Regions from separate parts of the Mus musculus genome. Here region 1 is linked to region 2. The links are chromatin loops, found by intact Hi-C in ENCODE. Cell type or tissue: heart. All regions are shown on one strand. Links, peaks and the distances in the headings refer to the core of each region. The heading gives the core; the rest is flanking DNA.

The links. Hi-C counts contacts between places; a loop is a spot of excess contacts. Peaks named below come from ENCODE experiments on the same cell type or tissue, not always from the same donor. Only the 100,000 strongest peaks of a DNase experiment are listed, where the experiment ranks them.
Region 1: it touches region 2 in a loop (2.1-fold over the local background); 5 of 42 quality-filtered maps call a loop at or near these places.

Annotation. Positions count from the first base shown.
Region 1 is chr8:95,297,913-95,312,550 of GRCm38, forward strand. It overlaps Cngb1 (cyclic nucleotide gated channel beta 1), which reads right to left and starts at 8,673. Exons shown (of 33, transcript NM_001195413.1): 1 at 8,620-8,673; 2 at 5,657-5,925; 3 at 3,046-3,103; 4 at 2,730-2,796; 5 at 1,739-1,853; 6 at 1,572-1,614; 7 at 894-927. The coding sequence starts at 5,917. Tepp (testis, prostate and placenta expressed) reads left to right here and starts at 13,686. Exons shown (of 8, transcript NM_199455.2): 1 at 13,686-13,778. It also overlaps the pseudogene Gm5359. In heart, for the core only: a CTCF peak has its summit at 4,704 (motif pointing left); no DNase peak of the experiment used is centred there; H3K27me3 peaks cover 427 bases.
Region 2 is chr8:94,946,400-94,962,287 of GRCm38, forward strand. No RefSeq gene overlaps it. Among named protein-coding and RNA genes, the nearest start is that of Gm30968, 22 kb to the right of the region's middle. In heart, for the core only: CTCF peaks have their summits at 8,958 (motif pointing left) and 11,074 (motif pointing right); no DNase peak of the experiment used is centred there; H3K27ac peaks cover 1,092 bases.

The DNA of each region.
Region 1 (14,638 bases), core at 1-8,000, 350 kb after region 2:
CTAGAGTCTAAGCCTGGCCAGCCTTCTATGCCTGGGGACAGAGCCAAGTAAGAGTCTAAGGAATGAGTGAGTGAGGGGGTGAATGGAGGGAGGTGGTTGGGTGGAAGGCATGAGTCTGGGTTTCTTGCAGAAATCACAAAATGGTTCTTCAGGCTGACATTGGGGGACATGGTAACCTGAAAATGTAATAATCAGAATAGGTAGTTATTAAGCATTTCATGTAGAATCCTAGGTTTCTAGCCCATGGGCTTTGTTTTGTTTTGTTTTGCCTGTGAGACAGAGTCTAGCTATGTAGCCCCAAATGGTTCAAATTCATGATTCCCCTATCTCAGCCTCCCCAATTCTGGCATTATAGGGTTGCAGGTATGTGCACCTGTGTTCACATTGGTTTGTGGCTTTTCTTAAAACACGGGAGGCTCTGAAGTTCCACCAGGCAGAGGTGGTTGAGCCTGGGCAGGGCCCCTCCCTGAGCAGGTTCCTCAGTGTCATCATTGTCCCAATCTGGCCTGACACCCTCACTGAGAAGGGAGCTTCCTTTGAGAGGTCATAGGCTGTGAGGCTGAGACAACCAAGTTCACATATGCCTCATGGTGAGCCAAGCCCTGCTTTCCAGATGCCACATAAACCCCACTCTCCCAGAAACCTGTTTGCACAGAGCTTATCCATGCTTGCTTTACTTCTCAGAGGTGGCCCTACCGAATGTCCAGGAAGTGTCAGAAAGCACAAATAGCCTGGAATACTACCCCATGCTACAGATAAGAAAAGTGAGGTCGAAAAAGGGGAAGAGACATGCTTCAGGTGACCCCGGAGGTGGTGATAGACTCTGCCCTCAGTTCTGTGCACATTGCTCGGCCTGCTACAGACAACAGTGACCCTGGCTGACAAGGACTTACTCAGTGTCCTGAGTCCCGGAAGCTTCTGCAGATCCTACAGAGCCAGGAAATAAAGGAGAGGGAGGCAGGATGAGGAGCGGTTGCTCACTGGGTACAAAACTGTACTTTAGAGATTGTCAGAAGTCCTGGCTGCACAGAGGGTGGCTGCAGAGAGCGACTGAACACTGCGCATCTCAAAAGCTAGAGAGAAAACTAGATGCTTTCATCAGGAAGAAAGGAGAGTTGTCTGGGGAAACAGGTAGGTTTAACCTGGCTACAAAAGCATCGGTGGAATGAACCTCCAAACCGTAGCCATTAAACCACACCCTGTTGTGTTTTGTGTTTATCAGTTTAAAACTTAACAGCTTGAAAAAAATAACCATGAAGTCAATGGAGAGAGAGGAGGGGAGAAAGAAAAAAAGAAAAGGGAAGCAGAAAGGAAGGAAAAGAGGGGAAAGTGAGGGGAGATGAAGGTAAGGAGGAAGAGGGAGGAAGAGGGCACGAATAAGAGGGAGCAAGTGTCTGCCTGGAACTCCCGGGTCAGCAACACCGAGACCACTCAAATCTAGCTCCCCCTGCCCAAGGCCAATGGATGAGCCACTCCCATGGACCACTGAAATTCTCCCCACTGCTAAGCCCATCCCAGTAGCCCCTTAGAAGCTCCTGCCCCTGGAAAGACATTCTGCCTCTTTGTCTTACCTGGGTCCCCAGTGCCACAAGGTTCTGGGATCTGTGCTCCACCCTGCTGAGACAGACAGACAGACAGACAGACAGACAGACATTACAGGGCATCCCAGGAGCAGCCTCTCCAGCCCCACAATCTCTGATGGACTCTTTCTCACCCTCGGGTCTCCCTGCCCTTGTACCTGATCTGGGTCTCGCTCTCCGGCAGCCAGGTTCTGGCCCCCATTGCTGCAGACAGGCTGTGGCACGACCTTCTGCATGCCTCTCCAGAACCAGCTCAACATCCAGGAGCTGGGCCTGCCAAGGGATAGGGTCATGAGTCCACTCTCAACCCCCACCCTGTCAGAGTGGCAGTCCATAGTCCTGAAGGATTTGACATGGATCAAGCCACTATCTCCACATGATGAGACTCTAAAACCTCACTCTCTCTCCAAAGAGACCCAGGGTACCCTTCAGTTCAACCCCAAGGATGCCAGAGAGACCTTTGGAACCTGCCCTCCGGTTGCTCCATAAAGCACAGCCAGCCTCTCTCTATACCCCAATTAACTCACCCCTACCAGCCTTCGAATGACTGGCATGCCCTCAGACCAGTGGTTCTCAACCTGTAGGTTTATCCACAGAGGTCAAATGACCCTTTCCCAGGAGTTGCTTAAGACCATTAGAAAATACAGATATTCACATTATGGTTCATAGGTAGCAACAAAAATAACCTTATGGTTGGGGGTCACCACAAGAGGAGCTGTATTAAAGGGTTGCAGGATTAGCAAGGTTGAGAACCACTGCCTTAGAATACCTCTGGAGGCTTATCAGTTTATGTGAGGATCCTAAGTCTCTGTCTTTTGTTGGCCCCTGCCCCAGGTCTACTTGGCTGGATAAACTCTATGGATTGAAATGGCTAATGTCAGGACCACTGGCTTCACTGGGAAGTCAGCAGCTCCAGCCATGGTCTGAAGCCACCCCAACACTAATTAGTGTGCCCCAGCCCTGATGCCATTCTGGCACATTACTGTGACCTTCCCTCTCACGGTAACCACCCCATTGTGCTCAGAACACTCTCCCATGATGCTCTGGGCCTCTTTGAATGGCCACAGACCTGACTGACTCACAGCTGTTCTCTCCATGCTAGAGGCTCCCTGCAGGGGCAGTTGAGAGATGGAGAGGGTGATGTGGTACCTGTTCACCTTGGCAACAGCAACCTGGGCCTGGGAGGTGGGCTGAGCAGGGTCAGCTACCTGGGTCTCTGGCAAAAAAAGAATTTCCGAGATATCAGATGTGGACTCCAGAGAGGCCCATTTCTCCCTTGCTAGGGAGAGCAAGTCAGAGGCAGGTCTGATGGAGGGCACCAAGGCTCAGCTCAGCCAAAAAGCTCCCAGAAGCCTGCTCCAAGCTTCTCCGAGCCTCCACTTCATCATCTGTGAACTGAGATGCTGCCAGGCTCTGAGAGGAGACCCCAACCCCCTGCCCAGCCAGCCTGGGTCTCAGCACTCACCTTGAAGGCTGGGACCAGCCTCAGCCTCTCCCTCTCCTTCCATTGGCTCCTCTGGTGGCTGTGGGTTCAAATGGGACCTGTAAGCCTTGATGTCCTGGTGCAGATAGGACAGCCTCTCTGATTCTATCTAGGGACCTGCAGCTCCAAAGTTGTATACGAATACACACATGGTCATGCATACTCTTGTGTGCTCACAGTATACTATCATGAATATACCATATGCACATACACATGTACACACATGCACACTCTATACCCATTTCCTACACACACTCTACACTAGCCCAGGCACAACCGTTTTTCTTCCAGAACTATCTCACCTCTGCGGCTCCTCAGTTAAACTTCCTCCACCAGCCTCCACATCTAGGGAGCACACCCCACCGCTTCTAACTTTGGAAGTTAAATGACCCTCGCTTGTGAGTTCCTGTAAGCTCTAAGGGCAGCGCTGGGGCTCATTCCCTTCCTAGCCCTGCCTCCTGGCAGAAGGAGCTGGCGGGCACTTGTCTGCCAACCTCCAGGGGCAATGCTTGGTTGAGTCCTCTTTATGCCTTTTGCTCTAAGCACAGAATCTAGCGTCAATTAGAAGCTAAATGAAATCTGCTTAATTGAGCTGCTAAATTAATTGTCATCAGGGCCCCTGAAGGGATGAGATGTCAGACTGGCAAGTTTTGCTAAGCTTGAAGGAACATTCTAGGAAAATGTTGTTCAAAATGTGGCACATGGACCAGTGCCCCCTGCAAACTGCTAACTGGTCCCTGGTGATTGGACAGTTGGACCAAACCCTCAGGGTTGGTAAGATGGCTCTGTGGGTAACGGTGCTTGCTGTCTGGCAGGAGGACATGTGCCACATGAGTTATTCTCTGAACTCTGTGCACGCATATACACTGAGTGTGATAAATGTTTATAAGTTTTATCTCGTGTCCCAAAGTATAGTGTATTCAGTGGAACACTAATCTTTTTTCATTATTTAAATTAATTGTTTGTTTGTTTATTGGTTTCTTGAGACAGGGTTTCTCTGTGTAGCCCTGGCTGTCTTGGAACTCATTCTGTAGACCAGGCTGGCCTTAAACTCAGAGATCTGCTTGCCTCTGCCTCCCGAGTGTGTCCCCACTGCCTGGCTTTTATTTTTCTTAAGATGACATAATTACATCATTTCTTCCTTCCCCTTTCTTCTTCCAAACCCTTCCATAAACCCCTCCTTGCTCTTTTTAAAATCCATGGCCTCTTTATTCACTAATAGTTGTTACATACATACATACATACATACATATATATATATATTCCTAAATACATAAGTACAAGCTGCTCAGTCTGTTACATGTATGTATGTTTCCAAAGTAGACCATTTTGTATTGGGCAACCAACTGGTGTGCTCTTCCCTGGGAAAGATGATTTCTCCCGCTCTCAGAATCCCTTAGTTGTCTGTAATTCTTTGTGTAGGATTGAAGCCTTCTGGGCTTCCCCTCTCAACCTCTGCTCTCTTTAGCGTGTCTATTGTTGTTATCCTGGGAACACTATGTTCAAAGACACTTGGAAACTAAAATACTGTTTATGGGGCTGGAGAGACAGATCAGTTGAGTATGAACTCGGCTTATGGAGAACTCATGTTCTGAGCACCCATCAAAGAGTTCACAACTCTGCTCCAGGAATCTGATGCTCTCTTCTGGCCATTGTAGGCACTGCACCCATGTGAACACCACCGCCCCGCCCCCACCCCAATGACATTTTAAATAAATCTTTTAAAAATACTGTTTTTTAAAACCTGTAATTAATTCTCTATTTCCTGTATTGAGAAAGTCTTCCTATGAAACAAATACCACCTGAGGGAAGCGATGTACTTCTATTCTGGAGCTATTTCTGAATCTCCTGGTATGTAGACTGGGTCCTGGACCAGAGGCTGGAAAATATGGTCACAGGCTACTTATAGCCTATTGCCTGGTTTTGCAAATAGTGTGTATGTACACAATGCAAGTTTGTAGTTGATGTGTGAGTGTACTTGGAGAGGTTGGTCACATGGTACCATACATGAATTTAGAGGACAACCTGGGGTGTCAGTCCTTGTCTCCCACCTTGTTTTGAGACAGGGTCTCTTTGTGCTTTTTAAATGGGTTAGCCAGAATAGCTGGCCCATGACCTTCCAGGGATTCTCCTCTTTGCTTCCAACTCGCCATCGAAGCGCTGGGATTAAAGATGCTTAGGTGACTGCATCCAGATTTTACATAGATTCTGGAGATTTGAACTCAGGTCTTTCTTCATGCTTGCATGGTAAGTGCTTTTAGCCTCTGCGCCACTGCTTCAGCCCCATAAATGAATGTTGTCAGCACACAGGCATGCTCGTTCATTGCACATTCTGCACAGCTGTGCTCATGTTATCTCGAGCTTGGCTGAGCAGCTAAGAGAGATGGTGACAAAGTCTGCCTCACCTTTCACAGAAACAGCCTTGAGCAAGCCTGTTCACTCTCTGGGCCTGAGTGGCCTCATTCAGATGTGCACTAAGTCAGTGACCACATTTCCCACTGGCCCCCCCTTTCATCCATGGGGGTCAGGTGGCCCAAGCCGGTGAGTCCCTGAGCAGCAAGACCAGCCTGCCCTCCTCACCCTCTCCCCTCACCAGGGCCTGGACCTCAGGTGGAGCCTCTTCAGGTACTGGTTCAGGTTCAGGTTCTGGCTCTGGCTCTGGCTCTGGCTCTGGCTCTGGCTCTGGCTCTGGCTCTGGCTCTGGCTCTGGCTCTGGTTCCTGCTGAGGTTCTGGCTCCGGTTGTGGGTTGGCCTCTGGTTTCGACTCTGTTTCTGGCTGTGGTCCTGCTGTCTCCACGGTCTTCTGAGGGGTCCCCGGAGGCTGAGGCAGCACCCTTTGGACCCAGCCCAACATCCTGACACCTGTAAGCAACATAGTCTTTAACTGAATGAGCGCAGGCATCCTCCTCACTCATGGCTACTTTGTGGGTTGCACTAGCCCTTTACTGCACCCTGTCTTTTAAAATAATCCTGCAGTAGGGCTGGAGAGATGGCGCCAAGGTTAAGAGCACTTGCTGCTCTTCTAGATTTGATTTTCCATACATGTTTTACAGCACCCATGTCAAGCAGCTCATAAGCTCCTATAACTCCAGTTACAGGAGATCTAATACTTTCTTCTGGCCCGTGAGCCCCTAAACATACATGGACTACACACACATACACATTAAAAATAAATAGTTTTAAAAGTTTCTTCTACACACACACAGATACGCATTCTTGCCCCTGTGGTCTGAATTCCAGTATATGACACGTTCTGTATCATGTGTGACCTTTGAGCATGGCTCCTTTCACTGAGTATATGCATCTGGAATTCCTTTCTAAGGGTTCCTGTCACTAATTCATTTATTTCTATTAAGGAGTAGTAAGTATTCTATGGCATGGATTTTTGCATACCTTGCTTATCTGTTTCCAAGCTGAAGGAACTGTTTGCGGTGGGGGGGGGGGGGGGGTTCATATAAAGCATATATAAAAAATATTTCTTCAAATGTTATCGAAGGCTAGCTATTGAAAAGGATCTCAGTGTTCATCAGGGGTGAGGCCTGCATTAAATAGACTGTAATGCAGCCCATAACACAATATGCAGAAATGCTGGAAAGAAGACGCACATTCGTTGGAACAGGAGACACACACGTTCTAGCACTCTCGTGAGTCAGACTCCCTGTGTCTCTGTTTGCCTGCCTGCAGAGTGGGAGCACTGAAGCCTGTCATGGTGGCACCCACTTAAACTCCAGCACTTGAGTGGCAGAGGCAGAAGAATCCAGGCCAGCCAGCCTGAACTAACAAAAGCAAGAGACATCGAGAGTGCCTACCTTGTACGCAGAGTGTAAGAGAGTCAGGCATAACAGCCATTAAGAAAGCCCGGCATGGTGGCACATGCTTTTGATCCCAGCATTTGGGAGGCAGAGACAGGCAGATCTCTGCAAGTCCTGGGCCGGCTATACAGCTATATGGTGAAATGCTATCTCAAAACAAACAAAGCCAATCAAACAGAAACTGGTATAGGCAGCATTCTTAGACCAGTGACTGAGCCCTCACCACATCTGGAGTCATCTGTTCAGATATCATCTGCTGTCCAGTGACTGGCCCATGTTTCATAAAGGCTGGCCATGACTACAAGGACAGGTACTGAGTGTGAATACCAATTATGGAATATCATGTACTGCAGAAGCCCACAACAGAGAAGAAACACCAGTGACTTGTGGACAGAAAAATCTAAGATAACATTAGCCATGTGCTTTCATGCCAGTTGTTGGGAGGCAGAGGCAGGTAGATTTCTGTAACGCCATCATGCTTTACATAGCAAGGTCCAGACCAGCCAGAGCTACACAGTGAGACTTCTCTCAAAAATAAATTAAAAAATAAATAACCATACATCATTTTTTTTAGCTTTTAGAATAAAATACCAGTTGGACTTCCGTCATGGTTGGTGATGGCCAGTTTCTACCTTAAGCATGATATTAAGCACGTGGGGGAGCCAAGCTCCAAGAGACTGAATTCTTGCAGGATGGCCTGGCTCGGTGGTACGATCAAAGCTGACATGTACACAAGCCCAGGAAAGGCCACCCAGGACACAGACCTACCAAGGTTGTGCCTCTCTGTCTGTCTCTTCAAGGACCCTTAGAAAAATAGTAGCCCCATAGCCAGCTTCCCAGAGTTCATTGCCAGGCTGCTTGACCAACCCCTAACCTTGACCTCTGACCCAGCACTGGCTCAGCTTCTCCCAGAACAACCTCTACGAAAACAAAGCTTAAGCTTTGGAGGAACATCAGCCTACAGAAAATTAACTGGGGCCAGGGACAATCAATGGGTTCTTCTAGTCCTCTGCTGGCTTGGGGTGAGAACACAGCGACTTCCTCCCAAGGTCACACGTTGGGAATGGCAGAGCACACAGATCCCCGCCAGCTCCCAGCAGTCCTGAGAACCAGACCTGAAGAAAGCCCTCCTCCACACCTGGCTTCCACATCCCCTTGATAACACTCATTCTCCTGACAATCTTGCCTGCCCCCTACTCCCTGTAAGTGGGATATCCATTCTCAGGTCAATAGACTTGCCTAAGGGGACTCTGGCCAAGATAAGTATACTCTGAGATCTGCCCTTGGGTCCTGACTGCCTTCTCTTGACTTCTGCTGTAGTGGGCAGTGAACCTAGCTTGAATTTTTGAACTGTCTGGAGGTTATCTAGGCAAGCAGCCTCTTAGCCCAGTTTTTCCTTGACCGGAATCTGGAGGCCTGTCTTGCTGCCCTCCCACTTTGAAGGAAGAGAACCTGGAGGTAGCCACCCAGGAATCTGAAGTGTTAGACCACCAGGATTCTGAGAATCTTCTGGGAGAGCTGGAAAAAACAGATTCCTAGCCTCCCCCAAACCCTCTGGGGGTATCAAATCCACATTTCTCAGGTTGCGCTGGAGATAGCAAAGTCTAAGCCACAGGATAGAGTGTGGGGACCACGCATCATAGCTCTCCTGCCTGCTCTATTTATCACCTAAAAGCCCCGCTAAAAGCTGAGCGTGGTGATCCCCCAAGGAGTCCCACTGAGCCCCCATTTCATGTTGAGTTACCTGTTCAGATGTCAGCGGCTAGCCAGGAATTGCCTTCTCAGTGCCCCAGCAGCTGGCCTCTCAGACCCAGCCAGGATTAATTGGCACTAGATGGGCCGGGTGCAAAGGATTAGCATGTGCAGAATCGGGGGCAGGGTAGAAAGATGACTGGCACCCAGGGAAGCAAGCAGCAACCCCCACGGGTCCAGCAGTGTCCTAGACATAGGGCCCTTTGAGTTACTAGGGAACCTGCTCCAAGCCAGGATCTGTCTTCCCACAGAATGTGACAAAGCCAGAGAAAGGCTGCAGGACAACCAATAGCCAGGGTACCTGTGTGCTTCTGGGAGCCTCCTCAAGGTGACAGGAACCCATCAGCTCAGTCTGGGGGACAAGAGTGTGTCCTTCTCTCCTGCTCTGGTGCTGGGACTCAGTAGGATATCTGTGGCGGAGTCTTTAACAGCTTAAAGCATTATCACAAAAACCATTGGCCCGGGACAAGACCTTTAGCCAAAATCTGTATTAATCTACATTTCCAGAGAAGCAGAACCATGTGACCTGGGACAACTATGTCTTATGCCAAGCAAGGTGTTTTGTTTTGTTTTGTTTTGTTTTTGGATGCAAAGTATTTTATTTTTAAACTTGTAAAGTTGGAACACAAGATCGCCTGGTTTAGATGAGTTTCCGAGCTGAATGCACTTGCCTGGAGCTCAGTTTCTGGCTGATGAACAGTTCCTAATACCCTATGTGGGTGCCTACGTTCTGATCTGTGGGTGGTGAGCCGACCAGCGTCCGTCCGGCTGATAACGCCACTTTATGCCTTGGTAAGGGCTTAACAACCTTTAGGCATTGTTGTAGCCTTACACAGCCAGTGCTGCCCCGAATGTCTCCTGAGAAGCATAAAGCATGTACAAAAGGGTGTCCACTCCATCTCCCTCACTCTCAGAGACAGGTGTGGACACACTCACCATGCTGTGCCCATTCACCAGGAAGAAGAAGGCTTGGTTAGCATTGAGCTGCAAGCGCCGTCTAATTATCATGATGAGTTTGCTCATATTCACATGATCTGGAACTTGGTCTTGTCCAGGACGGGCAGCTGTTTCTCCCCCTTGTGTCGCTCTATAGTCACTGGGATCTTGGTGGGGTGCTGCTCCCGGATGAGCCGGACATCTTCCACTCTTTGTTCAAAGCTCTGGCGCTGCTTGAAGGTCTTCTCAGACGGCATATGGGGTGGGGTGGGGGTGGGGGTCCCAGATCAGACGATCTGGCTCCCATGACGATCACTTCCCTTGTGTCACCAATCAAGCTTATTAAGAAACAGTATCTTGGGCTGGAGAGGAGGCTCAGATGCTCTTCCCGAGATCCTACTGAGTCCCAGCATCAGGGCTGGGGATCAAGGACACACTTTTGTTCCTAACAACTACATCGTGGCTGAAGTGAAACTGGTTGAATGAAACTTACTTGTTTAGGGTTTCCACTGAAGCTCACTGTCCTATTACATCTGGGTTACTGTAATACAACACCTTAAATCAAGTGATTTACAAGTGACAGAAATGTACTGTTCGCTGCTGTCATAGAAGATCCAAGCAATAGAAGAGGTGGTCTCTGGGAAGTTCTTGTTCCTGGTAGGTGGTGATGTCTATGTGATATAGTCACTCCACGATTTGTTTCTGAGTCCTGGCCATGGGCACCAAGCTTGTCTCCACCTTTTGACTATAAACCACATGGCTCTGAAAATCTGCACGCAAGCCTTCAATGGCCCATGTTGACTTCTCTGCTTCCAAGGTAGGCTCTTCATATGAAGCAATTGTATTGTAAATTGCTTTGTCTTGTCTGGGTTTTTCAGAGACAGGATGTTGCTAAAATTCCCTTCCTGGAGGAAACAAAAACAATTTGTACTCCTCTTCTTCCAAGGTGCCAGTGACAATCCCAGGTACAATTCCACAAGCTCACCCTGGGGGACCAGTGAGTTCGTCAGACTTACAAAACACGGGTGAGGGGTTAATTCTGGAGTGGAGCTCCTCCCCTAAGAGTCTACACCAGAAAGTCTTTACCCAGCAAGGATGAAGACCTTTTATAGTTCGATAGAAGGAGCTACATTGCTGCCTGCCCACCATGGTATCTTCCCTTCCCTTAGCCCCTCCAAGGCTACATGCTTGCATATGACAGGTGGTAGGGAGCGGCTGCATACACATAGATGAGTATCTTATGATTCTCCTTACCCCTCAGGGGATGTAAAATGTCACCATCCCAGCTAGGATGATCTCTTGCAAGTTTGCACAGCAGAATTTCTCCGGATGGCAGCTGCTGGGCTAGGATATAGTCCTGTATGACACAGGATCAAACACCATGTAGCCATAGCTAGATTTGAACTTGGCCTCTGGAGTGCTGGGATTAGAGCTGCATGCCTAGTTCATATTCCACCTTTTAAGATCCAACTAGACTCTTAAAAAAAAAAAGATTTATTTACATATACAGTGTTTTGTCTGCATGTATGCCTGCACACCAGAAGAGGGCACCAGATCTCATTACAGATGGTTGTGAGCTGCCACGTGGTTGCTGGGAACAAGAATGTGCCCTTGTTCTCCAGCCCCTGTGCTGGGACTCAGCAGGACCTCTGGAAGAGCAGGCAATGCTCTTAACTTCTGAGATATCACTCCAGAATACTATTTCTTCATAAACTTGCTTGGCATAAGACATACTTGTCACATGCCGTGTTGATGTTGTAGCCTGTGTTGCCGCTGGAGGCCACGTCGATAGTCGTGGTCTGTGCCGCTCATGCTGTAGATCATGCTGGTGTCGATGGTCTAGACTACTGCAGCAGGACATGTCAATGTTTGTGGTCCGTGCGGCTGTTGGAGGCCGTGTTGATGTCCCTGGTCCATGCTTGCCTCCGGAAGCCATGCGGATGTCCATACTTCGTGCTGCAGCTGGAGCATGACCATGTTGGTATTTGTGGTCTGTACTTCCACCTCAGGGTATTCTGATGTCTGTAGTCCTCGCTGCCGCCAAAGGTCATGTTGATGTTCATCGTCTGTGCTGCCGCTGGCTGCTGTGGGCGATGAAGCTTCCCTTGCAGGGATATCGATGACTGCAGACTCAACTCACAATGATTAGCAAGTTTGGGCTGGTTCCCTGCACACCCTCTGCCTGCTGTTGACAGGACCGGCTCAGGGCAGCAGGAACAAGGATCAGACAAGAGCAGTGTGGATTTATCTGGCACCTGTGTTAAGGACTTCAAGAGGCAGCTTCTGTAAGGATCCCAGAAGTGTCCCATGGCAGTGCATTCGTGGTGGCAGAGGCTGCTCTGCCACAGCACAGCTCCATGTAGGAAGCATGAGAAGTGCCAGGTGCTACCACTGTGCCTCTTCCCACTAAATTCTTTAGCAAAGCTGTGTCTGTGACTGAATAGCAATTATGGGAGTGGGGTTGGGGTAGGTAGGTATAAGTCAAATTTTAAATTACTAAACTGTATATTCATATACTTTCTTATTTTTTTAAATTTGATTTTAAAATTTTTTTATTTATTTTGCAACAAGGTCACTCTATGTAGGCCTGGCTGGCCTGAAACTCACTGTGTAGACCCGGCTGGCCTTGGACTCACGGTGATTAAAGGTGTACACCACTATGCTCAGCTGTTTTCTAACTTTAAAAAAGAGTTGGACCTTGCCAGGCAGTAATGGCACAGGCCTTTAAATCAACACACAGGAGGCAGAGGCGGACAGACCTCTGAGTTCAAGGCCAGCCTGGTCTACAAAGTGAGTTCCAGGACAGTCAGGGCTACACAGAGAAACCCTGTCTTGAAAAACAAACAAAACAAAACAAAACAACAAAACAAAACAAAAGAGGTGGACCTTCGTTTAGGGGTAGGCTCAGCACCGGGCAAGTTTCTTTAAGAGAAGAACTTGGAGTGTTTTCTTAAGTTCCTTGGTCCCTAATCAAGGAGCAGCAAATCTTACAGGACTCCAATAGGACATTCTGAATGACAGGTTTAGCATTTATGCAAATTTATGCAAATCATATGTCAATATATGCAAAAGAATAGACAGCCCCAGGATTCCAAAGCTTGGGATGTCTCACTCAATTTCTGGGGGCTTTGGGATTCTGAGCGAAGCTTCCTGACAGGGAGGGAGGCTGCGGTTCCGCCAGGTAGTAAGGTAGGGCAGAATGGGGGAGGGGTGGAGTATCACTTGCTAATCCCTAGCCTGCTGAGGCCACCACTCTGCCTGATCCCTGCCCTGACCCCAGAGCCTGGCTAATCTCCACCCCTAAAGACCAAAGACAGCGTGGTATCATCTTCCCTGAGACTCATGGGGACAAGGTCCCCTCCAGGCTCCCAGGCAGCCCTGCTGCAGAGCCTGGGGTCTTTGCCTAACACAAACAGTCCTCTTAGGTCCAGAGAGAGGCAGCAGTAGCTAGTACAGGGTCACTGTTCTGGTTCTGGTTTAGGGTCTCTATTGCTATGATGAAACATCATGACCAAAGTAAGTTGGGAAGGGAAGGGTTTATTTGGCTTACACTTCCGTATCACTGAAGGAAGCCAGGACAGGAACTCAAGCAGGGCAGGATCCTGGAGGCAGGGTGCAGAGGCCATGGAGAAGAACTGCTTACTGGCTTGCTTCCTGTGGCTTGCTCCAGCCTGTTTTCTTATAGAACCCAGGACCACCAGCTCAGGGATGGTATCGTCCACAATGGGCTGGGCCCTCCCCATCAATCACTAATTAAGAAAGCCCCCTGCAGGCTTGCCTATGACTAATTTTATGGAGGCATTTCTCTGGTGGGGTTCCCTCCTCTAAGATAGCTATAACTTGTGTCACGTTGATCTAGCCAACACAGTGAAACAGGCTGGGGTGAACCCAGCAGTTATCCCTACCCTAATGTGGCCGGGTCACCTCTATAGAGCCCCAGTTCTGACATTTTCCAAGATGCTTGTCTTATGTGGCTGCCATAGAGACCCAGGGAATAGATGTCCAGTGCCTAGGGATCCTGGCAGCCTGTGTTGCCCAGGGTTACCAGGAGCTTCGTCCTCACAATCAGGTTGCACTGGGCATTGTCTCTGTGATGCTCCTTAGCCTGCAGTTGCCTGGAAGGCACGCCCACATCCTTTCTTTTGCCCACTGAGCAGCAGGAGGATAGACGGTTCTTACCTGCCTGTGCACTTGGGCCTGTGCCCTGCAGATGAGGTAGTGGCTATGGGTAAATGGTAGCAGGGTGTTCTCTCTTCCTTTTTCTCTGTGTTCTACCACTCCATCCTTCCTCATGGAGGGTCAACTCTGAGACAGCTTTTCCACTTTTTCTATCATGCCCCGTCCTGATCCTTCATTATAGTGAGAATTTTGGAATCGTGGTTTCTTTTTTTTTTTAATGCAGAAATATTTTAAGAATGTGCTTTTAATACCCAGGTGTAGGAATATGGGGCTGCCTTGGACTGTCTGAAGCAGCTGACTCTGATTTGCCTCGTGCTCTAGCAGGGGCATAGTTTTGCCAGCTGCAGATAGTTTCTGTGACTTTTGGAATTCTGAAAACTTTTCAGAGGGTCTATAAACTAGGGACCCAGGAGGATTATGGGTTGTTGTTGGTTGTTCAGGGGGGTTGGTTGTAGCTTGATAGTAGTCATGCTCAGAGAACAAACAAGAAGAAACAGAAATTAGATTCGGGGATTTCTTTCCCTTCCTCTCTCCCCTCTATACTTTTTCTCTCATATCTAGTGTTAGTGGGTTGAAAGGGTGGGGGAAAGGTGGAAAAGACTGGAAGAAAGAAGACCCCACAAAGTAGCAAACATTTCATGGTCAAGTTCCTCTCTCCTCCTGCCACCCCATGTCCATTTCTTATCTCTGTAACTTGGAGGGTCAGGAAGTAGAGTCAACAAATTCTAAGATGTAAATGAGTAAAAGGGGCTCCAGGGAATATCTGCTTTTTAGAACAGAGACACTAGGTAACCAACCATCCATCTTTTTCTAATTCAGATCTGTCACATTTCTCTCCTTTAAGAGTCTCATCTATCTATAGCATTTGGGGCAAATGCTAAATATGGCCTAGGCAA
Region 2 (15,888 bases), core at 4,852-12,851:
GCAAACTGGAGCTTCTAGAAATGAAAGACCATTCTAAAATCTAAAATCCAACAAACAATCCACAGCCAAAATGAAGGGCAGAGCTAGGAGTTACTTACAAATCGACGAGAGACATGACATGGGAAGAGAAACAGAGGCATGGAGAGCAGAATCAGAAGAAGCTCACAATGAAATCCCAGGAGAAGAAGCTAAAAGCAACGAGACAGACACAGCAGTTACAGGTTTCCTCAAAGCAGACCCACAGAAGCAGGGAGAATGGCACCTCTCAAGGAGGATACAGGGAAATGGACCTGCCCTTTGCACCTCTGAGGGAAACTTCAGATGGAGAGAAGTGAGGGGGAAAGCCACGGAGAAAGGGCAGTGTGCTCCATGAGCATCTCCATCCATAGCCACGATGATAGGCTGGGAGACGGCAATGGGGTCCCCAAAGAGAGGGGAACAAAGAAACGTCAGCTAGAATTGCCTGCGGCAAACAGCCCTTTCATAAACTAAGACACAAAGGAAAATATGTTCCTTTTAACATTGAAAGGTAAATAAAAGCTGAGAGCAATCTAAAGGGATTTCAGAGTGTTCTTCAACAAAGAAAGTGATTCCAGAAGTTTACTCAGAGACCCAAAAAGGATTGGTGATCGTAGAAACAGTGGATGTACCAAGGCCCATTACAATCACATGTGTGAAACTGTGCTTTTGTTTGTTAAAGACAGTCAGATCTGAAATGTCAGAGAATAGAATGTAAGTCTCCAGGGGAAAGACAGTGCTACACAATGGTCAGAAGCCTCTATGTGCAGGGGTCACCAAGACAGCACATTCATGTCTGTGCTCTGGTCTGTGTAGGATTTAAACATGTCCTGCCAAAGCTCACATGCTAGAAGCCAGTGTGGATGCCGACAGAGAGAGGGCTAGTGGAAGGTAACACAGAGACCTGGCTTTGACATGGATTTATATGGCGTCCACAGAGCCCCAGTTGATTCCCAAGACAGTGGATTGTTTTGTTATGGTTGTTGTCTAACAATGATGCTCGAACTCGCTATGTACCCCAGGATGGCTTTGAACTCCTGATCCTCTTGCTTTCCTCTGAGTGCTAGGATCACAGGCTAGTGCCAGCACACACAGATGGATTATTGTCTGATCCTCATCTTTTCCTTTCCATCTTATGATGTGATTTCTTCTGTGCACGCTCCTGTCATTACCTTGAGGCTCTCAACAGAGGCTAGGTCAATGCAACCATCCAGTTCTGGATTTTCAGCTCCCAAACTAGGAGCTAAACGAATCTCTTTGTGTAAAATACCCAGACGCCTGTATTTTGTTATAACATGAAAAGTAGGCTAATACCACTAGATGCTGTTATTTAAATGTGCGTGTCAGGGGGCTGGAGAGATGGCTCAGTAGTTAGGAGCACTGGTTGAGCTTCCAGATGGACCAGGGTTCAATTCCCAGCACCCACGTGGCAGCTCACAACTGCCTGTAGTTTCAGTTTCAGGTGATCTGATATTCTCATGCAGATACACATGCAGGCAAAACATTAATACACATAAAATAAAAGGAAGTAAATCTTTAAATGTGCACGGCAAAGACTTCAAAGGTAACAGTTAAGGAAGTAAAACTCAAGTTTACACATTTCATTTTGGGGGAGGGAAAATGGTATAGGAAAGAAAAATAAATACAATGTAGTTTAAAATATTTATTATATTTTCTGTGTATGGCTGGTTTGCTTGCAATATGTTTGTGTACCACACAAGTGCTTGGTGCTTGTGGAGGCCAGAAAAAGGCCTCAGGTTCCCTGGAACTGAGTTATGGATAGTTGCTAGACACCATGTGGGTGCCAGGAATTGAACCTGGTCCTCTGCAAAAGCAGCAAGCGCTCTTAACCACTGAGCCTGCCCAAAGCTTAGTTTGCTTGTTTTTAAAGACAAGGAGAGAAAAAGAAGAAGAAAAAGTGAAACCAGGTGTGATGGCACACGCCTTTGATCCCAGCACTTGAGAAGGAGTGGCAGGTGACTCTCTTGGAGTTCTAGGCCAGCCTGGTCTACAGAGTGGGCTCTGATAGTGAGGTCCTGTTTCAAAACTCCTTAAACAAATGAGAAAAACAAACAAACAACAAAAGAAACCTCAGAGGGCTTGCGGTGGAAGAAGCAAATTAGCCCACTCACTAGCTCTAAGCCCTGGCATATGCTTGCCCCAGCTACTCTACTCCCAGGATGCCAGCAGGAGGCCCCACAGTCCCAAGACTTGGCCCTAGGAGCGCTGTTTGTGATTGCAGAAAGTGGGACACAGCCCATCTGCCCACAAAAGTGAGTGTGGCTAGATGAACTGTCCCCGCCACACAGGGAAGTATTATAGACATTATAGAGTGCTGATTAGCATAGGTCCACTTACTGTAGGGACGCATCTAAGATCAAAGTCCCAGAGAACACAGCCTAATACCCTTTAAACCAAGAAGAAATAAGTTTATGCTAAGTGAGCTATTCAGGCAAAGCAAGGCGGCAGCACAGCATTCTGGGTGGCAGAGGGGAGCCCTGGGAATTTGTGGTCTATTTGCTGGTGGAGATGGAGGCTGCTGCTTTTTCTTCCTTCCTGTCCCCACCCTTCTGCTCCCTCGGTTCTTTGATCCACACGGTGCTCAGGATCCTTATGTGTGGTGTGCAAACACTAGATTCCCATATTTTTGCTGAGTTTTTGAAATATGATAAAAGATAGCATGGAATAGAGAATTGTTATGACTTTTAAGGATTATTATTATTTTACACTAGGTGATTATGTGTGGGCATGTGCATGTGGGTGCAGTCTCCTCTGGAGGCCAGAAGAGGGCATCAGATCCATTACAGCTGGAGTTACATGAGTCGTGAACTGTCTGACATGCGCAATGGGAATCAACTCAGGTCTCCTGAAAAAGCAACCATTACTCTTTTTTGTTTGTTTTTGTTTTTTGTTTTTTGTTTGTCTAGACAGGGTTTCTCTGTATAGCCCTGGCTGTCCTGGAACTCACTTTGTAGACCAGGCTGGCCTCGAACTCAGAAATCTGCCTGCCTCTGCCTCCCAAGTGCTGGAATTAAAGGTGTGTGCCACCACGCCCGGCTCTGCAACCATTACTCTTAACTGCCGAGTCATTTTTTCAGTCCTAGGCATCTCTACTTTTAGAATTCAAGATCTTCCCTCAAAGAAAAACATTCTATGTATCAGATTGTCTATAAATATTTTATCAGCTCATTTGCTTTTCACGATAGACTTGTGAAATAATATGCATCAACTAACTCACAGGAGGAAACTGGAACTCTCAGAGCGGTAACGCGGCTTACCCGAGGTCCCACAGTTTCTTGCTGATGCTGAGACCCAAGCCTGACTCTGAATCCCTATTGGAATAGGGAGGGTGTGAGTGAGCCCCCAGGACAGCGATTCCCCTGGGGCTTGCCGGTATAGGCATGGATCCTACGAAAGCTGGGCTCAAATCTCGACTGCCACCTGCTTGCCTTGGCTTGGCAAGCCTCTGTGCCTCTCCGAGATTCTGCCTTCATATCTGCATCTGGCTGAGGCGTCAGAATGGTATGAAAGACCAGAGAGAGGAAGATGTGAGGCACCAGGCCCACTGACCCATTTGGTAAGCCTTTGGATTTGTCATCTAGACTGCTGGGCACCGGTCTCGACATTCCTGGCAGCTCTCTTCAGGCATCCTCTAACAGCTCTTAGCCAAGCGCATGTCCTTTGGGGTATGAGGGAACAATGGTACCAATGCAGTACCCTGCAGCTGCAGCACACTGTCTCGGAGCCTGCCTGCTTGGGTAGAGCCATCAGTCTACTCTGCAGCTCCATTACCACTGTCCAGCTGGCTGAGACTTTCCAGGACTGCAAAGGCCAGGCTCTGGAGTGGTTATTCTCATAGTGACCACCAGGGGTCAGTATTGGCCGTCTGCCTTTGTGTACCAGAAGCTGCTTAGGGCAAAGGAGAAGCACATTGCTGTCTGCCTGGTAGGGCATCTCTAACGAGGGTGCCCTTGGGGTTCTGGCTTGATGTGATTTCTGTTAAGGAAGGACAGTGGCTCTCTATTTGTTCTGATGCTTGTCCATTCTTTTATCCATTCATTTATCTATCTATCCGGCCATGACTCTGTTATTCTTCCATTAGCTCAGCTGCCCATTCATTTTCTACCCATCCATTGTCTCCCACTTACTATCCATCTACCCTCTCCCCCCCTCCATTTGTCTGTCCATCCTATGTGTGTCCGTCCTGTGAAGTTAAATACTCACTCATGGGTCCATCAGACACCTGTCCAATTGCCCCATCTCTGTCCGTCATACCGAGAGTACCTCTGCTGAGCCAGGCCCTGTTCAGCCATAGGGGACCCATGATGGAAGGAGACATGGAAATCAGAGGGGTTAGATGGCACAACCTGGGCAGTGGGAGAAACTGAAGGTCATTGTCTAAGGAGATCCTTTTTCCGTGTCCAGGAGTGCACCCCAGCAGTGAGTGGAACCAGCAGAGGGGCTGCAGAGAGGAGTGACAGACCCTGACTGGCTGTGAGCAGTCAGTCAGGAGATGCTAAGTGCCTCCCGCCCCCGCAGAGATGATTTTGAAGGAAGATGGCAGGCAGGGGCAGGACCAAGGTTTTGGGTGCCTTGAGGTTTATAGGTTGGCCCATGAAATTGATGGGGTCTGTGCTGGCTTGTCATATGTCAACTTGACACACAAACTAGAGTTATCTGAAAGGCGGAAGTTCACCTGAGGAAATGCCTCCATAAGATCCAGCTGTAAGACACTTTCTATTTTGTTTGTTTGTTTGTTTGTTTGTTTTTGAGACAGGGTTTCTCTGTGTAGCCCTGGCTGTTCTGGAACTCGCTTTGTAGATCAGGCTGGCCTCCAATCCACCCTGCCAGCCATTTTCTTAATTACTGATTGATTGAGGGAGGACACAGTCCTTTGTGACTTGCATTGCTGGGTTCTATAAGAGAGTAGGCAGAGCAAGCCAGGGGAAGCAAGCCAGTAAGCAGCACCCCTCCATGGCCTCTGCATCAGCTCCTGCCTCCTGGTTCTTGCCCTGTGTGAGTTCCTGTCCTGATGTGCTTCAGTGATGAACAGTGATGTAGAAGTATAAGCCAAATAAACCCTTTCCTCCCCAGCTTGCTTTTGGTCATGGTGTTTCATCACCGCAATAGAAGCCCTAACACAAGTTGAAACCCATATAGCAGGGTATTGTTGCAACAGACCTGACTATGTTTCAGGGAGGATTGTGGAAAGACTTTGCAACTTTGGGTCAGAAAAGCCATTATTGAGTGTTGAGGGCTCGCTCCGTGGGCTGTTCTGTGGGAGCTTGGAAGATAAGAGTGTTGAGGGCAATGTGGAGGATGGAAGTCTGGCTTGTGACGTTTCAGAGGGAAGACTAGAGACTCTTATCAGGACCATTTGCTATTTTGAATTGAGATTCTGTCGTTGGGATCAGCTGGGGCTGAAGAGTCTCAGCTATGGTTAAGAAGAGCCCAGCATCTTTGGAGGTAAAATCTGGGAAGTGTTTCCTCAGGGTCAGCACACAGAAGCTGTGCTCCTGAAAGTTGTCCCTCAAGCTGACAGCTGAGATACACTACTCTGGCACTGACAGAGATAGTCTAAGAGTCACCCAGATGGTACTGGTTTTAAAGACTTAAAGGGGCCATGGAGAGCAGCTGAGGCTTGGCCCTGTGAGAGGCCAGGAGCCACCATTGGTGAAGGTGCAGCCTCAGCAGCGGTTGATGGCAGGAATGAAGGAGCCTTGTGGAGAAGACACGTCTTGGCACTATGAAGATTGCCTAACAGAGGCTATTGGTGAAAGTGCAGCCCAGTTGAAGCAGAAGGCCCCAGCTTTTTGGAGATGCCAGTACCATGGGATGTCAGCACCAAGAACAGCATCAGCTGTGGAGTCGAGCCAGCTGGAGCCTGGAAGACAAGCTGTGTGTGCTGCAGAGGGCCGAACTGGAGAAGTGATCCAAGCTCACTGAGGAGCCCAGAAGATCGTGAGTGAAGCCCAGATAACTGGACATTGAGTTATTTATATTGTTGGAGTTTGGTTTTTCTTGGTTCAGATGTGGCTCTGCTCTGGGTCTTCCCTCTTGAAGAAGGTATTTAACTTAATTTTGATTTTTAAAGGATCCCAGCTGAAAGATTTTGAGCTTTTAAAAGAGATTTTTGGATTTTTAGAGAGATTGGATATTTTAAATAGACTGAAATTTTAATGTTTGAATTTGTAAAGTCTGTAGCACTTTTTTAAATTTTATTTATTTATTATGTAACTATATTGTGCTGTCTTCAGACACTCCAGAAGAGAACATCAGATCTCATTACGAATAGTTGTGAGCCACCATGTGGTTGCTGACATTTGAACTCAGGACCTTCGGAAGAGCAGTTGGTGCTCTTAACCACTGAGCCATTTCTCCAGCCTGTCTGTAGCACTTTTAAAGTTATTTAAGTTTTAATGTGAGACCTTGAGAATGAATAAGAAAGGAAAGGTGTGACTTAATGGTGATGTGTTTGAGTGTCAAGTTGACAAGGGGTCAGTTGTATGGCCTAGTCTTATGTCAGCTTGGCACTAACTAGAGTTATCTGAAAGGAAGGAACCTCAATTGAGAAGATGCCTTCTTAAGATCCCGCTGAAAGGCATTTTCTTAATTAGTGATTGATGGAGGAGAGCCCAGCCCATTGTGGCTGGAGACATTCCTGGGCTGGTGGTCCTGGGTTCTACAGGAAAGCAAGCTGAGCAAGTCAGGGAAAGCAAGTCAGTAAGTGGCACCCCTCCGTGGCCTCTGCATCAATTCCTGCCTCCAGCATCCTGCTCTGTTTGAGTTCCTGTCCTGCTCCTTTCAGTTGTAAACAGTGATGTGGAAGTGGAAGGTAAATGGACCCTTTCCTTCCAAACTTGCATTTTAGTCATGGTGTTTCATCACTGCAGTAGAAACCCTGATTAAAACAGGATCCCAGGAGAGAGAGGTAAACAAGTGTTGTGTATGGTGTTCTTTCTCTCCAGGGCAAATAATGACCTTACCCTAAGATGCATATATGTTCATCTATCTATCTATCTATCTATCTATCTATCTATCTATCTATCTATCTATCTATCTATCTATCTATCTATCTCTGTGTGTATGTATGTATATATGCATATATATGTATGTATATATATGTGTGTGTATGTGTGTGTGTGTGTGTGTGTGTGTGTGTGTGTGTGTGTATTCATGCTGATTTGCTCCCTTCATCCTATCCTCTTCAAGACCCTTTCAGAGAACTTCAGGAGCCCACTGACCAGCCAGAACGGTCTCCACCCAGAGCAAGCCTTAGTACCTGTCTCTTGCTCTAGAGCGGTTTCCCCTTGGAGAACTTCATGGTGAGTTTCTACCCAAAGGAGGAGATGTGTCAGGCACAGGGTTAGCACTCAGTGGAAAGTCCCTTTTCACCCAGTCCCTGATGAGGTCGCCAGTGAGGTGGTTGACTGCTGGGTTTAGGTTTGTCCCCGACAGAACCTAACTCAGCCCAGACTTATTGTGTCCTCAAGTCCTCTTTGTCACCACACAACTCTGACATCTCCATGGTAGGGTGCTGAGCCACACCCCTGCAAGAGGCTCAGCTAAGGCCTGCCTATGGAAGTGTGGGTGACTTGGGACAAAGCAGGTTAGTTGTGCAGAGTTGCCACCACTACAGATACTTCTTCTCTGGGTTTGCTACAGTCAAACACAGGACAGGAAATGGATATAAACTCAGATGTATCTCCTGTGAGGCTGTGCAGCTGGCTGAGACAGATGCAAAAACAGAATTCACTGTGATAAGTGATGGAGGGAGGGGGGCGCTTGGGAGCCAGGTCAGGGAAGAGAGCAATGACTAGGTCATTTCTGGCATTTTAATGCTGAGGCAGTGACAAGCAGTCACAACAGCCAACGTAAAACCAAAGGGTGAGGAGCAGAATCCACGTTACCCTCTCACTCAGGCTCACACTAAAGCCCTGTGGTGCCACAACCCTCCTGTAAGCATCCCGGAGCTACTGAACTCTGGACACCAAGAACACCAGCCCAAGCTGTGCCTTGTGGGGTCCAGTGAGGACTGACGAAGTGGGAATGGCATCTTGGAACTCGGCCACAGTCATTGTAGTCGCAGACTCTGACAGAGGGGCACGTGGCCACACAAGCTGCATGGCAGTTACAGCATCCTCACAGACCTGCCATGCAAGGGACTGTAACAGGAATCCCAGCTACCTGGGACCAGAGCCAAATAATACCACAAATGACCACACAAAGGCAGAAGGTAAGAACGGACTCTGACCTCCACTTGCATCCGGTGGCTTCTATGACCACCCCATGCCCACACACATCATCCCTACAACACACACATTAATAGAAAAAACAATTAAAGTAACGGCAAAGTACAAATCCCCAACATCGCCCACAGGGAGAAAAACGGCTTCTGTGAATGCTTCAGCTGGGTGCCTTCTGCACAGCCAAGACCAGGCAGTCTATGGGGAAGCACAGACACACAACCGAATCTCTCGAAACATGCAAAAGGAGGTTTGAATAAGAGTAGCAGCCTGAACTTCCTCAGTCTGGAAACTGCTTGCTCCCAGAAGAGCCGTTTCTATCAGGGTGAAGGTCAACACCTCTCTGGTGTGACGCCCACTCCTGTCACAGGGCTCCTTATAGCTGGAATGGAAGGGCTCAGTCGACAGGACAGGGAGAAGGGAAATACAAGGGCAGGAACCCTAAGTGGCCCACAGTTTCCTCCTCTTTTGTAGGAATGAAACTTGGAGTATGAGCAAATATTTAAACAGTGAGGGGGAGAGCACTAGCGATTAGTGATGAATCATTTAGAAAGGGACTCTCTAGGGGTCGGAGAAATGGCTCTGTGGTTAAAGGCACTTGCTTCTCTCCCAGAAGATAGGAGCTTAGTTTTAGTTCCTCATAGCCACATTGGGCCGCTCCAGGTGCTCTGGCACCCTCTTCTGGCTTCTGTGGGATCCTGCGTTCATGTGGCACATGCGTTGCTCATACAGACGTATAGGCACATATATTTTAAATTAAAAGTCTTTTAAAAACCCAAAGAAATAAGAAATAAAAATGGATCTGTGTGGATGTTTAAAAAGGCACACCTTTAGTGGTCCTTTGTAAGTCCTTTGCATGACTTGATGTCCTTGGGTGGAAGTGACTGTTGCATTGAGAGCTCTCTACTCAGGCAGCCTCTGACCTTGGCTTGCCTTTCATATCATGCTATCACCAAGCAGTCCTAGTGTCCCATGACCACTGTTCTTAAAAGATGTCATCAGGGGTCCTCACTGTCTGGGCTGCAGTGGAAGGTTGTTTATGGTCCCCCTGTCCCAGCACAGACTGCTTGAACTTGAACTTGAACTTGCTGTGTAGCTGAAGCAGGCTTTAAACTCATCCTCCTGCTTCCACCTCCCAAATGTAAGGATTACCCTTTATTTATTTGTTTTCATTTATTTATTTATTTATTTATTTATTTATTTATTTATTTATTTATTTTTGTTTGTTTGTTTTAAGACAGGATCTCAGTAGGTAGCCTTGACTGTCCTGGAACTCACTATGTAGCCTGGGCTAGCCTTGAACTCACAGAGATCTGCCTCTGTCTCCCGAGTGCTGGAACTTGTGAGAGAATATGCAGGGTACATATATTGTTTAACAAAAATAATCAGCAAACCACATGTCAGCACCACCCTTGTGAAGAAAGAGGTGCCACCCTGGCAGACTCTGTCCTCTTTCCACAATGCCCCTGCATCAGAGCGGAGCATTGTTTCAGTCTTTAGAAAAGTCCCCCTGGTTTTATATCAACTTTGCCACCTGTGTCTACATTCCTAAACCATGAAGTATGGCTTTGCCTGCTTGAGAAGCCTCCCTCCCTCCTCCCCTCCCTCCCTCCCTCCTTCCCTCTCTCCCTCCCTCCCTCCATGCCCATCTCCCTACTGTACTGGGGCTTTGTGCATACTAGGAAATGCTACCATTTGGCTATAACCACAGTCCTATTTAGAAAGTTTCTTCTTTTGAAGTCCTCTTTTCCCAGGTGTGTCAAGTTGAAACCAACATTAGCCAACACACACACACACACACACACACACACACACACACACACACTAGAAAACCTGCCCAGTGCTTTGCATGTGGGTTCTTTTGGGGTTTTTTTATGTACTCAGAATATCTTGATGAGGGATGAAGCTGATTTTATCTTCTCGGGTTTTTTTCTCTTTCTTTCTTTCTTTCTTTCTTTCTTTCTTTCTTTCTTTCTTTCTTTCTTTCTTCCTTCCTTCCTTTCTTTCTTTCTTTCTTTCTTTCTTTCTTTCTTTCTTTCTTTCTCTCTCTCTTCCTTCCTTTCTTTCTTTCTTTCTTTCTTTCTTTCTTTCTTTCTTTCTTTCTTTCTTTCTTATCAGTCCTTTATTGTTTTGTTTTCCAGCACTATGTGTGTATGTGTGCATGTGTGTATGTATGTATGTGTGTATGAATGTATGTATGTATGTATGTATGTATGTTTATGTATGTGTGTGTATATGCATGTGTGTATGTATGTATGTGTATATGCATGTGTATGTGTGTGTATATATGTATATGTATGTATGTAGTGTATATATGCATGTGTGTGTATATATGTGTATTATGTATGTATGTAGTGTGTATGTGTATATATATGTGTATGTATTATGTATGTATGCATGTGTGTATTGTGTATGTAAGTGTGTATGTGTATATGCATGTGTGTATGTATGTGTATAGGCATGTGTGTACGTGTATATATGTGTTATGTGTGCGTGTGTGTATGTATGTGTGTATATATGTATGTATATGTATTATATGTATATGCATGTGTGTATATGTGCATGTGTGTGCATGTATGTATGCATGTGTGTGTGTGCATGTGCATGTGTATTGGTGTTAGTGCTGGGAATCAAACCCAGGGCCTTGCCCATGCTGAGCAAGCTCTCTGCCTCCTAGCCTAACCTCTGCTCCTAGGACTCTAAGGTGACAGCAGGCTTCTTTATCTCACGGCAAATCTCAAGGGAAAGTTCTTCTTTTTTTTTTAATATTTATTTATTATATGTAAGTACACTGTAGCTGTCTTCAGACACTCCAGAAGAGGGCGACAGATCTTGTTACGGATGTTTGTGAGCCACCATGTGGTTGCTGGGATTTGAACTCAGGACCTCTGAAAGAGCAGTCAGTGCTCTTAACCGCTGAGCCATCTCTCCAGTCCCAAGGGAAAGTTCTTGATGGTTTCATCTGAAGGTATAGTTGATGAGGTGTTTTGGGGCTTCTTTTCTTCTTTTTTCATTTAAAATGTCAGATTTAGGAAGTTCCGTTCTGTTTCTGATTGCTATTTTTTTTTTTTTAATCTTGAATGGGTTGGGTATGATAGTGAATGATTTTGTTTTGTTTTGTTTTTTTGAGACAGGGTTTCTCTGTGTAACTCTGGCTGTCCTGGACCTTGCTCTACAAACTAGACTGGCCTTGAATTCAGAGATCTAACTGCCTCTGCTTCCTGAGGGATTAAAAGTGTGTACCACCACCCTCTGGCAATAGAATTAAGCTGAATCAGAATTATGGGTTCGAGACCAGCCTGAGCTGCATAAAAAGGTCCAATCTCAACAAGCCCCCAAAAATAAAGAGTATGAATAATGTCAAATTTCAACCCACACTTCTCTTGGATATATTGTAGTGATTACTTTAATTTTCCTCTTCAAAGTGGATCTCGGAAGGATCTGTTCCTGCCACGGCCACAGTCATTTTCCTCTCTTGCCTTGGTTGAATGGAACTCAATTAGACAATGTCTTTTCATTGGAACTAGAGTTAGTCTGCTAATAGTTTGCTAAGAACATCAGAAGGGGAGGGAAAGGAGGAGGGAAAGAAGAAAAAGAAGGGAGGAGACAAAGAGAGTATTTTTTTTCCTGTTTGTTGCTGAGTTTGAGGGTCTAGATTATATTTTCCCCAGCAAAAGATTCAGAGTCTCCACAGGGTTAGGAGCAACTTGGAGCCGTTAGTTCTCCTGGGAATGTTGTGTAGAATTTGCCGGTGAAGCCGTCTGCACTTGACTTTGCATTGTGGGAAAGTTTGTGAATCCAGCTACAAGTTCTTCAGTGTATTGGACCTTTCAGGGTTTCCATCTCTTCTTTCAAAGTTATTAATGACATTTTATTTAGTGTGCATGTGTGTTTGTGAATGGATGTGGGAACTTGTACCACAGTGCGTGTGTGGTCACCAGAGGACAGCATCAGAGAGTTGGTTCTCTTTTCTACCATTTGGGTTCCAGGGACGTAACTCACGCTTAGTAGCAAGCACCTTTACCTGTTCAGCCATCTCACCAGGCCCTAGTTACTTTTAACTGACTTCTACCATGCCAGAGGAACGGTATGGACAGCTACAGTCGCTGGAAATCTATTGAGATTTACTTATAATCAAGAGTATGAGTCATGTTTATAAGTGTGCTAGGAGTGCTTAAAAACATATGTCTTCAACTTGGGTCTCCTAATTTATATTGTTCATTCAATTTAATTCATTAATTTAGTTGATTAATTTAATCTAATCCTTCAGTTCTTCTATACCACTTTGTATTCTTTCTAACAAACTGAAAAGGCATCTTCAAGCTATTGTACTGATTGTATGCATTGTATATATTGATTTTTGTCGTATTATTATTAACTTTTGCTTTATACCTTCCAGGCTCATGATAGGAGTAGAAATCTAATATTATCATGTTCTTTTAGTAAAATTAACTTTTGCTGTTATCTCTACCTCCAGGAGTGCTTTTTGCCTAATGTCTCTTTAAGTCAGTAGAAATACCTCTATCTTTTTAAAGATTGATTTATTTACTTTTTATTTGTGTGTCTGTGTCTCTGTGTGTGTCTGTGTGTGTTGGTGGCCACAGAAGCCAGAGGAAGGCATCAGATCCCCTGGAACTGGAGTTGTGGGTGATTATGAGCCTTCCTATATGGGTGCTGGGAACCTAACGTGGGCTCTCTGGAAGGGCTTCAAGGGCTCTTAAACACTGAGCCATCTCTGCAGCCCAGCTTTCTTTGTTTCTTTGTTTCTTTCTTTGTTTCTTTGTTTCTCTCTCTCTCTCTCTCTCTCTCTCTCTCTCTCTCTCTCACTAGTATTTATATCTTTTGTCTCCTTTTATGTTTTAGGACTGTCTCCTTTTGTATTTATCTCCATCCAATCAGAAATAAGTTTTCTTCAGCTGCAGCATTTGGTGCATTTATATTTCATGTAAACATAAATATCATGCATGCCTGACATAAATATTTGAAATTAACCCTATTACCTTACACTGTGTAATGAATTTTACCCATCCTATTCTTTTCTTCTTCTCCGCTTCTAAAAGTTATTTATGTGTATTTTGTCACCGTATTTGCCTTCTGAATTTGAAGTGGCAGCTCGGTTTCTAGTCCTTTACTGCAACCTTTTCTGTCTAAAGTGCTAGGTGATAAACATTCTGGCGTTTGTGGCTCTTAGAGTGTCCTCATGTCAAGGGGAATCTGTTTAATGACTCCCCTCCCATGCTGGCCCTGGGCTTGACTTCTGTCTTGCTTATAGAGAAAGTGCTGGGACCTAAGAACATGTGCTTGTCTGCCGGTGTCCTTGGCACCGAGGTGGCTTCAGTGGTCTTGTTAAGTTCCAGTTCTCCAACCCCCTTCAAGCTCTTCAGCATTGTGCTAAGTCCAGCAGAAAGAAGAGGCCCTCTATTTCCAGAAATGGAAATCTCGCAGTTAGTTTTTACGTTCCTGGAGCTTGAGGCTACAAAAGGATACATTCATTACATTGCCAGCTTGTGTTGCATTCCATAAATCACATTGCTGTAACACTGTAGTCTACCTACACTGAGCCCGTGGGCTGTGGCCACCCATGCATGGGCCACAAGCTTGCTGTGCCTTCTGAGGTGGTATACTTGGAAGTGAGTTAACATGGGCATGAGTTTGCATGGCAGACGTGAAGCTGAAGATGTTCTGGGGAGGCAGGAGGGTAGATCACATAGCTCAGTGACCACTCCTGTCTACTTGTCCTCAGACAATTGCTCTGAGATCTCTCCTGCCTCCTCTCCCATGGTTTAGGGATTAAGAGTAGAGTTGATGGGCTCTGAGCTTGAACTTGGAAGTCAGGTTGGTCTGGTGGGGACCCCAGTTTCCCCACCAGTGGACCTGGGACCTTCCACACTGCCTTGACTAGATCTGCATGAAGGAGATGATCATAGCAGGAACTGGCTCAGAAAACTGAACAGAGAATTCGCAACGTGATTCGTCTTTAACGGGGTGCTGCTGTGGGGTTAGTGCTACAAAACCGGCTCTTAAAAGATTTTACAGGGCCGGGCGTGGTGGCGCACGCCTTTAATCCCAGCACTTGGGAGGCAGGCGGATTTCTGAGTTCGAGGCCAGCCTGGTCTACAGAGTAAGTTCCAGGGCAGCCAGAGCTACACAGAGAAACCCTGTCTCGAAAAACCAAAAAAAAAAAAAAAAAAAAAAAAGATTTTACAGGGGGCTGGAGAGATGGGTCAGCACTTAAGGGCACTGGTTGCTCTTCCAGAGGTCCTGAGGTCAATTCCAAGCAACCACGTGGTTGGTGGCTTACAACCATTTATAATGGGATCTGATGCCCTCTTTTGGCACACAGGCATACATGCAGATAGAACACTCATATACATCAATGGAGCAACCAATCAATTAAAGACAGTATAGACATTATAGTAGATGTCTTTGTGCCTTTGAGGTCAGCTGGAGACAGTGACCTTTACTATCACTAGGGCCATTTTCATCTTGCAGGCGCCATCGGAAAGATCAGAAACTGAGGTCCAGAGAGGGCATAGATTCAGCTAAGGCCACCCACCAGACATCAGGGAAGCAAGAGTCCAAGCTTTGAGTTCTGCTTCCATCGATGGCTGTGCAGTCCAGTCTAGTCTGTACTTTCCAGGGCCTCTGCTTCCCCATTGATCAACCAAGAGGAAGGGATGGTCATCCCTTCTGTAGGGTAAAAGGACCAGAAAAAAAAAAAAAAAAAAAACCTGACCCTGACTTTGACACAAAGTCCCAAGAAATAGAATTCTACCAATCCCTGAACACAAAATCCCACCAATCCCTGAGCTTGCCCCAAGATTAGGCCACAAAAATTCCACCAATCCCAGGCCACCTTAGAAAGCCCCACTCCCAAGAAATCCTTTCTAAGGCCTGCTGGCTGCTTAGTTCCCTGCTGCTTCTTGCCCCAGCACAGGCAGCCACCCTCCTGGGTAATAAATCTCTCGTGTGAGGTTTGTTGTGAGGTGTGACTTTATGGTATTGCATGGCTCCCAGTTGCCAGGATACAATTGGAGTAGAGCTGCAATACTTTCCCTAGGAAAACCTCCTCCTGCTGGAGTAGAGATGTCCCCAGCTTCTAGCTCCATCTGACTCCTGGGGACCAAGTCCAAGGTCTGCTCGGGGAGGTTAGTGGGATCCTGGCTTCCAAGGTGACCCTAGAACCTTACAGGGGCTGTGGCATGGGCAGCGGACAATGTGAAGCTGCTGTCCCCAAAATGCACAGGCTTGAAGAGACCCAGTCTGAGCTCTGCCACACCCATAGCATGTTTTATAGGTGTTGGCAGCTCCTTGGAGTTTCTCCCAAGGTTGTGGACCTGGCACGTTGGGACTTGGGACTCCGTGGAAGCTGGGAAGCCTTTGGCAGGCGCAGCCCCCTCTCTGGGTTTCTGAACTCTTCTAGGTTCTGAGATCATTAGAATACTGGGATCTGGAGTCTAACTGGGCCTCCCATCAGCCTCTGTCCTTTCTAGGCTCAGTTTCTGCTCAGTGAAATGTCACTACCGGAGTGTAGATAATCCTGAAGAGTCCCTTCAGGCAAAAGTGTTACCATCCTCTGAGCCTGGCTTTGGTTGCCATTTCCCCATCTGAGGATGGAGAGGAA